Regions from separate parts of the Homo sapiens genome. Here region 1 is linked to region 2. The links are chromatin contacts, found by Hi-C in ENCODE. All regions are on one chromosome and are shown on one strand. Each heading gives the region's core, a stretch centred on a gene start or an enhancer-like site at or near the end of the contact. The rest is flanking DNA. Distances are from core to core; before and after follow the strand shown. Region 1 has its middle 27 kb from the start of C9orf72. Region 2 overlaps MOB3B (MOB kinase activator 3B).

The links. A loop is a pair of places that touch in the nucleus more often than their neighbours do. Pooled maps may share reads with other maps.
Region 1: a map of CD8-positive, alpha-beta T cell shows a loop between it and region 2 (5-fold over the local background). The contact joins two enhancer-like sites. A Hi-C loop is called at or near these places in 4 of 168 maps with a recorded cell type or tissue (CD4-positive, alpha-beta T cell, CD8-positive, alpha-beta T cell and naive thymus-derived CD4-positive, alpha-beta T cell), 1 of 37 single-sample maps with no recorded cell type and 8 of 50 pooled maps.

What each region holds. Positions count from the first base shown.
Region 1 is chr9:27,597,877-27,602,783 of GRCh38, forward strand. No RefSeq gene overlaps it. Among named protein-coding and RNA genes, the nearest start is that of C9orf72, 27 kb to the left of the region's middle. Within about 2 kb of position 2,550, at least 5 of the 41 ENCODE cell types and tissues checked have a DNase peak (open chromatin) inside an H3K27ac peak, as active enhancers do.
Region 2 is chr9:27,331,424-27,336,663 of GRCh38, forward strand. The region is part of intron 3 of MOB3B (MOB kinase activator 3B); the gene reads right to left. Among named protein-coding and RNA genes, the nearest start is that of EQTN, 37 kb to the left of the region's middle. Within about 2 kb of position 1,933, at least 3 of the 41 ENCODE cell types and tissues checked have a DNase peak (open chromatin) inside an H3K27ac peak, as active enhancers do.

The DNA.
Region 1 (4,907 bases), core at 1,300-3,799, 270 kb after region 2:
TTAGCATAAAAACTTATTTATAATTTACATGAGAAGTCAGTATGAAGAGTAACATTATGACCTTGTGGTCAACACAATCACACAAATGGAATTATTAAAAATAAAGATAAATGAACCATGGAATTTTCAATTCGTAATTTACCTGGTTCTCTCTGTTCCTGTCCTTCTCTCTTGATAGTAAGGTGACTTTAGCCTTTGGGACACAGTAACATTCTCTTGATTATTAAAAGTTTTTTTCTCTCTACCTGCTTGGTCTCTTGTTCATATGCAATTTTTCTCAACAAAAAGTGTTATTGTTTAGTAGTTAAAAAAAGAAATGACTTCAAAGTCAACAATATGTAGAAAGGCTTATATTTGGTGGCATATTTCAAAAATTATGAGTGACCTCAATTCTTATTAACACATGTAAGCATTATATTTACTCAATTCCAAGGAGAAATCAGGCGTAAGATGCAATGACAAAAGAAAAGGAAAGGCTGCATTGTATATAAAATCAGGTGTAGGTACAATCGAGTTTCACAAATGTTGAAATGTGAAGGGAAAAGTGCATCTTAGGATTTAGGAATAGTGCCATTTGCTGATGATATCAGCAGCGATATGGTCCAGAGGTGGCTTGATGTTATTATAATTTCCTCTAAAAATACAAAAAATAAAAATAAAAAGTTCAGGAAGTCATTTAGAAATTTACATTGATGTCCCTCAGCTGTCCCTAGAAGTAGGAACGAGTTACCCTTTAGACATAATGGGGACATTTGTGCGTGCTGTCATTTTAGGAGTTCTACAAAGCCCCACTTTCCCTCAAATGTTTATTGTCTACCATTCCTTTCTACTATCTTAAAAATCCCATCAAAACAAAACAAATAAAAGATAACTATGTGAGATGATGAATATGTTAATTTGCTTCACTACAGTTACCTTTTCACTATCTATATCCATCTTATAACATCACGTTGTATACCTTAAAAATACGCAGTAAAATTTATTTTTTAAAAAAGAATCCCATCTTTTTTTTTTTTTTTTTTTTTTTTTTTTGGATGGGGTCTCACTTTGTCACCCAGGCTGGAGTGCAGTGGAGCGATCTCCGCTCACTGCAAACTCCACCTCCTGGGTTCAAGCGAAGAATCCCATCTTTTGAATTAGTCCTTTGAACACTATTTGTACAAGATGTCTGGAAAAGGCAACTGGCTCCTGAATTTCTCCTCTAGCTTTCTCTTACTTCATTTGCATGGCTTAATTGTATATGTTAGCTAATTGTCATTATTAAAAGCACAGATCCTGACCTTAAGGGAATGAAGTGCTGGACAGATACCTCTTAATTTCCGCAACTGCAATCTCAGTTTACTGAGAATGGAAAACTCCCTCCAAGGCCTGAGAATTCTTGGTTAACACGGAGGGCATTTCCCAAGAGTGTAGAAGAGGAAGCCCAACAGGCTGAGTAAGCTATTTCTTCACCTTGTATATTTAAGTTAGAGTACTACCTCTTTTGTGTGAACTTTAGGGAGTGGTCAGTAAATGCCACTTATTTCAAATTGTTTCACTTTGGCTTGCTGGAAAGTAGATGTATTTTAGAGCAAGGTCATTTGGTATATTTGTAAAAATATACCAGACTTTCTTGATTATTTTCTTTAAATTAAGCTTACTTTTTGAAATATTATTTATTTTAAAGTAAGATTTTATATAAGTTCTCTAAATAGAATACCACTATCACTTCCCATAAATAGAAGATAAACCCATTTCCCGTTTTGGGAAATCGCTTAGAAGAATGAATTTGGAATTTGGAATCAGAAGACCGGAGTAGTCATCTCAGCTCTGCTACTTCTGTGTTTTCTGGTTCTGGGAAAATCACTTGACTTCTCTGAGTCCCAGTCTCTTCATAAAAAAAAAAAAAAAAAAAAAAAAGGGACGGGATAACAATGTCTTCTTTCTTTCTCAAAATGACATTAACTAAATCAAGCTGCAAAGGGAAATATGTGGTTCTTTTTATTTGTAAGCTTAAAGTCCAAGCAGTTATGACAAATGGGTTTCACCTGAAGTGCAAATGCCCATTTATTCCTAGTGGTTCCTGGACCCCTTTATTGAGAAGGGTTGTGATGACCTGCCCCAAGCAAGGGGGGAAGAAGGCTGCTACTGCATAGTTCACGCTACTTAACTCCTGCCTCCTCTTTACCGAGCCCTCTTAGCTCACCAGAATCTGCATCTCAGAAGCCACCTCCCATTCAGCATGAACTTCCTTTTTATAAGAGCCCCCAAAAGTCACCTCAGGTAAATCACACTCATGAAATCTCTTTTCAGCCTAAAACTGTCTCCTAAAATGAAGCCCTCCCAGGCCCTTCTAATTCTGTCACCACTTTCTCACTCCTCCAAAATAAACTGCTTTTCAGTCCAAGGAATTCTTTAGAGAGAGAAGAAGAAACAAGGATCTGCCCGTGTAATTCTGTTGTTCTATCACTTTCTTTGCTTCATTATGTGTCACAGAGGTTTAGCAAGTACTCTCCAGAGGAGGCTGGGGTGGAGGAAAAATGTGTGAGGCCTGTGGCCTAGTTACTGTTGAAGTCTTCCTAGCAGCTTGCTTAATGCTAATTTCCTAGGCTTTGCAAATAGATCCTGCAGTGGAAACTGCTACCAATAGTGACGTAGTTGAAAAACCATGGGCCATAAAAAACTATTTATGACACTTCCCCCTTTTTCCAGCTCACACTCTGGAATGAACCAGTAAACAAATAATTAACACACAAGCAAAATTATTCTTCTAGGGCTTAAGGCTCTGTCCTAGTAGGAAAAGAATACTGTAGAAGGAAACTTGACAGAGAATACTTCGGAGAACTTAAGTGATGTTTTGATGCCCACAGATTCTGAAAGCTGACATCAACATTTCTAATATTTGTCCATTACTGTTTAATATGATAGGTTAAGTGTTGCTTCAGGGAGCTTGGAATTGTTCACTTCCAAGAAGTGAGGAGGATGCTTATTATTGCTCTTATGACTTCTCTTTAGAATTTGCATTGCTTTTACCATCCACAAACTGCTCCTTGGTAATTTTTATTACTAACAAACCCATAACCTGATTGGTTTCTCTTGAAATAGAGGGTATTGTGAAGTCACTCAGGATACAGATATAGTGCTGATGGGATCAATTAAAATGAATTGTAGTCCAGGAAAAGGTGCTTTGTGAAGCACTACGAGTGACAAAGATGAGTTTAGAAATAATCACTTACTTTATGACCACATTTCATAGTCTTGCTCACCCAGATATTTGTGACAATCATATTCTGGACCTACATAAAGGGTGAGCTACAGGAAGACAAACTTGCAAACATTACGATTTGAAAATAATTGATGTTTACTAACAAGCACATCATCATTTCAAAGCACTTTCAAGAAAAAGCATCCTCTTTCCTAGACAACTAAAGAGGGCTGTTAATTCAGATGGAATCATCTGAAAGCTTTTTCTTATCACCAACTTACTTATTTTCTTTTAATCCCCTCCCCAATATAAATCATAGCACCTCTGGGTGATAGTATTTGAAAATGACAAAAAGAACCCAGATGTTGACTAAAGGCCAAGGTTAATTGGATATGTGTGAGACTGTGCTGTAACTTCTTATTGAATTGGGTGGCTGAGCTGTATAGTTCTTGTGGCATTATTTCAGGATCTGAATTTAGTGATTACATAAGAAACTTCTAATGCGCTAAAGCGTTTAATAACCCATGTCTAAACTTCCCTTCCATAACTTCAGTTTTCGTCCAGAATCTCCGTTACTCAGATCTTTTCAACGGCTTCTTTTCTGGCTGCTGAGGAACCCAGAAACTTCTGACTGGCTTTGAAGGGTTACTTCCCTTGCATTTTTTCTCTCCTTTCTTATCCTTCTTTCTCAGGCTGCTCGCTGTAATATCCCTCAAACTGGATCTTCTCCTCCCTCTGTTCCTTCTCCCCTCACCTTCATTTTATCAACCAATTCCCTATGTTTGACTTTTCTTTTTCTCTCTCTGCCTCTCCAAGTCATCAAGACCCATTCAAGGTCCATTTCTTCCAGGGATCCGGATTAGTCCATTCTCTACCAAGCTTTCCTTCCTCTAAAATACCATTTTTAAAGCCATGTTATCCAGTAGAAATAAAATGCAAACCACACAAGTAAGTTTGTTATACTGTAGAAACAGATCAAATGAATTTTGACAATATAGTTTATTTAATCTATCATTTCTACCTGTAATAAACTTAAGATTATTAATGAGATATTTCCATTTTTTTTGAAGTCTTAGAAATCTGGATTATATTTTATACTTAAAGCACATGTCAGTTTGGACAAGCCACATTGCAAGTGTCCAGTGTGGCTAGAGCTTACTACATTGAACGGTCCGGGTTCAGAGCCTGTGCCACATTCTCTAGCTCTCAATCATGTACTTCCTTATTTCATAGCTTTCTACCAGACCAAATTGCAAACAACTCCGTAGAGTTGGCGGCTCCATTTTACACTTCCTCTGTCTTCACATTTTATTCCTGTGTGTGTAGTAAGCTATTAGTAATTGCCTATTGATGGATTGGTAATATTAATTTTATCTGTGACCTCTTAAACACAGCATACTTACTCCTACTACAGTTTCCTCAGGCTTGAAATTTCCCTCCTCTTCCCCATATTTATATTATGATTCAATAACCAAATCACCTCTGTTTTGTTAGATCTGAATCTCTGTGGGTATGTTGGATGAGATTATAAGAAATAGATGTGCATTATTTGCAGTTCTATTGCACTAGAGAGCAGCATTTTCACAGAATACTCATCGTTCAGACAATTCAGGCAAAATAGGATTTATAGCTGAAATCAATGGGATAATTGCCTCCATTGTTCTTTTTTGCTTTCCTAACAGAGACCTGGCCAACTCCTCGTAAGAGTCTCCTGGTCACAGAA
Region 2 (5,240 bases), core at 683-3,182:
TGCACACATTGATTCTTACATGCAGTGTATGAATTTGTACATCTCTGTGTGTGTGTGTGTGTACTGGGGCTCTGGACATGTCTGTTGGCCCTGCTAGACTGGGCGCTACTAAGTGCCAGGAAAAAGAAGCACTCATTGAATCGCCCCATGTGCTTTCATCTTTGTAGCCCCTGCCCCTGGCACTGTGCCAGGGTAGTGGCTCCTCTTTCATCTCCAAGGATGGTCTGAGGAGCAGGCTAGTAATGAGCCCTGTGCCATTTAGCATCTTGAGAAGACAAGTTTCATGTCACTTTAGTTAGATGAACGATCTTCCAAGTTCTACCTGCTGCAGAGCTGACTGCAGCTACTACATCTCTTGCATACTGACCTGGACTGCCACACCTTATATAATAGGAAACATCGAGAAAAAGGAGACTGAGTGTGGGAGTGCCAAGGTGTTCAGAGAAGCGTTCTATTCGAAAACCATACAGATGTGCTGGTTAAAGAAATAACAATAGACAAGGCAGAATCTAGGCACTTTTGCATCTCTATAATTATTAATACAGGAAGTTACAAATCTATGTGTATATCTAATTTTTTCAATTTTTAATTTTTTCGACAGGATCTTGCTGTTGCCCAGGCTGGAGTGCAGTGGCAACAGCTCACTGCAGCCTCAACCACTCGGGCTCAAGCTATCCACCCACCTCAGACTCCTGAGTAGCTGGGACTATAGGCACACAACACCACACCTGGCTAGTTTTTAAGTTTGTTGTATAGACAGGATTTCACCATGTTGCCCTGGTTGGTCTCAGACTCCTGAGCTCAAGCATTACCCATCTTGGCCTCCCAAAGTGCTGGGATTACAGGTGTGAACCACTGCACCCAGCTTTTGGCTTAACTCTTGATGACACAGACAAGGAAAACAAGATGGGAATACAACAAGAGCATGTGTGTGTGTGTTTGAGAGAGACAGAAAGAGAAGTAGGGAGAGAGAAAGTGTGTTCATGGGATAAACAGAATTTTAGCTTTATAACTTAATTATTTGCAATAGGTCTGTACTTTTGAAAAGAAAGAAGCTAGCTATAGTTAAATATCTATAAGATGCCAGGTGCTTTGGGGTGGTTATACCATTGCATCTGTATAACTCTAAGACAGGGAACTATGACCTCCAATGGACAGAGGAAGAATCCCAGTTTCAGAGCAGAAGCTATTTGCTCAAGGTAAATGGGTAAGGTACAGAATGCTCAACAGTAACCGCTGCTTTTATTAAACAGAGGCCTGCTGTTTGCCAGTCCCAGTGTCTACTGCTATACAGATATTATACTTTGTGAAGTAAGATTTGCCATCTCTACTGTATTGATGAGGAAAAACCCTCAGGGAAGGAGAGTACCTTACCAGGTCACATAGAAAGCTGCAGGTCTACGGTTTAAACTCAGGTCTATCTGACCGCAAAGGCTTGCTCTTTCTACTACACCATGTGATTGTAGGTTAAAGCCTCTAAGATAGTCTTATGAATATGCAATCGGATAATACTGGCATATATTAATTGACATATATAATTATAGGTGGTTGCAGTCATTCATGAATTTTCAAAATGCCAGATTTTTTTCTTTATCCAGACTGATGCCAGTTTGAATTATAGGTACAATGGGCAAATACTAGAACAATTATGCCACTGAGAGAGTATGGACACTAGAAATATGGCAGAGTTTTTTTTTAAGTAGCAGAGTAACAGTTTCAGAGAGGACAGGGTACTTATTCAAGGTCACTGAGATGCAGGATAAAAACTGTTTCCTGGGATGCCTCTTAAATTCATAAAGGGAATGTATGGTTGAAATAGCAGATCAGAAACATCAGGAAAGACATTTGAGTTGGATCCATCCTTCAAAGCTCTGCAAGACTCTGCAAGCTGTATTCTAGCACTTGCCCACTGGGTGGAGCCAATGAGCTGTTAAAAAAAAAAACTCGTTTAAATAAACAAATGGCAATGCTAGGTTCCATCGCTTTCTTCATCAGAGCCCTCCCGCAGGCTAGCAGGGCCAAACACATTCCTTCCTCTCTGAGAGTGTGGCCAAAATAGCTTCTACCCAGGGTGCTCTTTACAATGAATTTGCCATTGCTGGAGTTACTGAATGCCCTGTGTATTAAGGCAGGCCACTAAAGAACTCCAAAACGTGTATTAAAAGGCTTCCGCTGAGGTGATGAGAAGCTTCTGAGAAAGTTCCTGGTGACTGTGCTTGGCTTGTATATGAAGATTTTCAAAAACACCTGAATTTTTCAAAATGTGTTTTTAACAGAAGATCAAAGTAGAATCTTGGTTGTGGTCACTCGGTTTCATTTGTTTTAAAATAAAGCAGTAATTGATTCTATGAAGTCCCTGGTTCTCCACTGTCAACAAAACAAATTCCATCCTCTGAAGCCTGTCAAAGAAAGAGGACCCATCGCCCCCTGCTCACCTCCTGCTGAATTCCCTCCCACTCACCACACCAGCCAGGCAAACTAGACTTCTCCAGGTCTCCAACTGGCCAGTTTCTAGTGGTTTCTTTCTTATATCTGGTAAATATTTTCTGCCCTTCTCTGCCTGGCAAATTTTGACATCCTTTAAGATGCAATTGTCAGCTCCTTTCTTGGGTATCTCCATCACTTTGCACACATTTGCATTCTATCACATTGGAATTCATCATTTCATTTTTGCCTGAATCTGAGAAGAACATTAATATTTTTTAGTATATTAATGTATGATGCATATTTTATTCAAATTGTATAACAGGATGTATGGTTTGATCCAGTTATTTTGAGAAAAAATATAAAGAAAAATATGGGTCCAACATGATAAATTTATCTTTGGGTGAATACAATTGTGTATGTTTTCTGTTTCTAATTTTTTTGTCCTTTGCGGAGTCTGAAGTTTTAGATATTTTTGATATGCATGAATTTTTTTCTAAGAAAACAAGACCGGTTATTTAAAAAACAAAAAGGAAAGTAGACAGAGACTCCAATCTGAAATCATATTTCACTTTAGAAATGAAGTTAAAATGACATTTGCCTAGTTTTTGTGGGGACGGTGGGGGTGGATGAAATCAGCCTGTCTTTTACATAAGATACTCAATTTTTTCTGTTCTGATCTAAACACTTTTTAAATTTAAATCTTCTTTATGTACTTGTTAGCAGTTGGAAGAAGTTCTTGATAGCCATTGAACAAACTTCCGTGAACTCTAAGTGTCAAATCTTAGTCTAACCTCAGTGTACCCATTTTTATAACTGGTAGTCAGTGGAGGATAGGGAATAATGATCCAGAGAAGTAAAATGACTTATTCCAAGTCACACAAATACTCTCTGACTTAGGCAAGACTACAAAGAAATCAACGCTCTCAGTTTACTGCACTACATCATCACACATTTTAGTAATCTAATATTCTTTTTTTTCTTTTTCTTTTTGAGATGGAGTCTCGCTTTGTTCCCCCAGGCTGGAGCGCAGTGGCGCGATCTCGGCTCACTGCAAGCTCCACCTCCTGGGGTCACGCCATTCTCCAGCCTCAGCCTCCTGAGTAGCTGGGACTACAGATGCCCGCCACCACGCCCGGCTAATTTTTTGTATTTTTAGTAGTTAGCCAGGATGGTCTCGATCTCCTGACCTCGTGATCCGCCTGCCTTGGCCTCCCAAATTGCTGGGATTATAGGCATGAGCCACTGCGCCTGGCCCAAGAAGCTAATTTTCATATGGAACATATGAAGAAGAACACTTGATGTTTACTAGGGGACAGTCATCATGCTTGCACAGCAATTTTAATAAGTTAACTCTAGGAATTATGAAACAAGCGCCAAAAAGCAGTGACATCATCACAGAGTCATAGGCTGCTGTTATAGCTGGGAGGAAACATGGGTGTCACCTACTCCAACACTTTAATTTCGGAGATGTGGCAACTCAGACCATCGGAAAGTAAGTGACTTCCCTAATGCGGCAAAACTAATTAGTGGCAGAACTGGACTGCTGGCCTGTGGGCTCTCTGACTTCACATTGATTCGAAAGAGGCAATTTGTGTACACAGGATTTCTTAGAGCTGGCTTGATGTGCTGCAGGTAAAATCTTTATCATCTCATGATGCTCCTAAACTCCATTAATGGCTTTCAGTAGTTTTCAAACCAAGTCTCCACTGTAACATACGATGCTGTTCCTGATCTAGACTCTTCTCAGGCACTCAACCTCATCCCCCATCGGTGGCCGACGCTCCTTCTCTCCCATGGAACACACAACGATTTCCATACACATGCTCCTCTCTTCCCAGAACACCCTTCTCCCATCGCCAACACCCTTTAACGCTCTTGACCAGTTGTCATCTCCTTAGGGACACATTCTTCTACCCTCCCACCCTGTCCCCAAGGAATCCTAGGTGCTCCTCTTCCAGATTCCCTCAGTGCCCATGACACCTTTCACACTGTTGTGCGACCGTTTATCACATTCCTGGTTTCAGCACCAGGCTGCTCTTGAAGAGAGAAAACCTATCTGGTATTTGTGTAGACCCTGGTGCTCAAGACCTGGCACATACTAGGTGCTTAAAACATATTAAATTAAACTGAAATCCAATGAAAAGGAACACTTATTAGGTCTACAGACCCAAGTAAAATGAGAGGTGGAAGGAAACACGCATTTCATACCTACGATGGGGAAGGCACTTAGACTTACCTTGTGCACTTTCTCACAACTCTATGAACTAGGCATTACTTTTTCTAATTTACAGATGAGGAAAAGGAGGCCCAGAAATTTGAACTAACTTGCCCAAGTTCACCCAGCTAGTCAGTGTAACAATAATGATTTAGTGGACTCAAAAACAAAAACAAGCAAACAACATTCTGCTTTCATTACTCTGCTGGAGGGAGGAGCAAAAGAAAAGGAGTGAGTCTTTTTGTTTCTGTTGTAAAATGGATAAGGGGGGGGAAGAGCTACCACAGCAGCATTTCAAAACCCATGTCTTCTTTTAATTACCAGCTTCCTGCTAACTCTGAGACACCAGGAGAAAGGGGGAGGAAGAAATACTTGAAACAAAAAATAATCAAGGAAGAAAAGCAGTATGAAGAGATGTAGAAGGCTCCGCAGTGTGGTAAGGAGCAGGAGGACCCTTGGTGCTGGAAACTTTGGAAAAATGACTGTTATATACGTGAACTCCTGCCCCTAGTAACCACCATTAAACAGCCAACGGGTTAAAGCAGGGCAGTGAGCAGTACGCCTCTCTCAGGGCCACATCTGACATTATGTTGTGTAC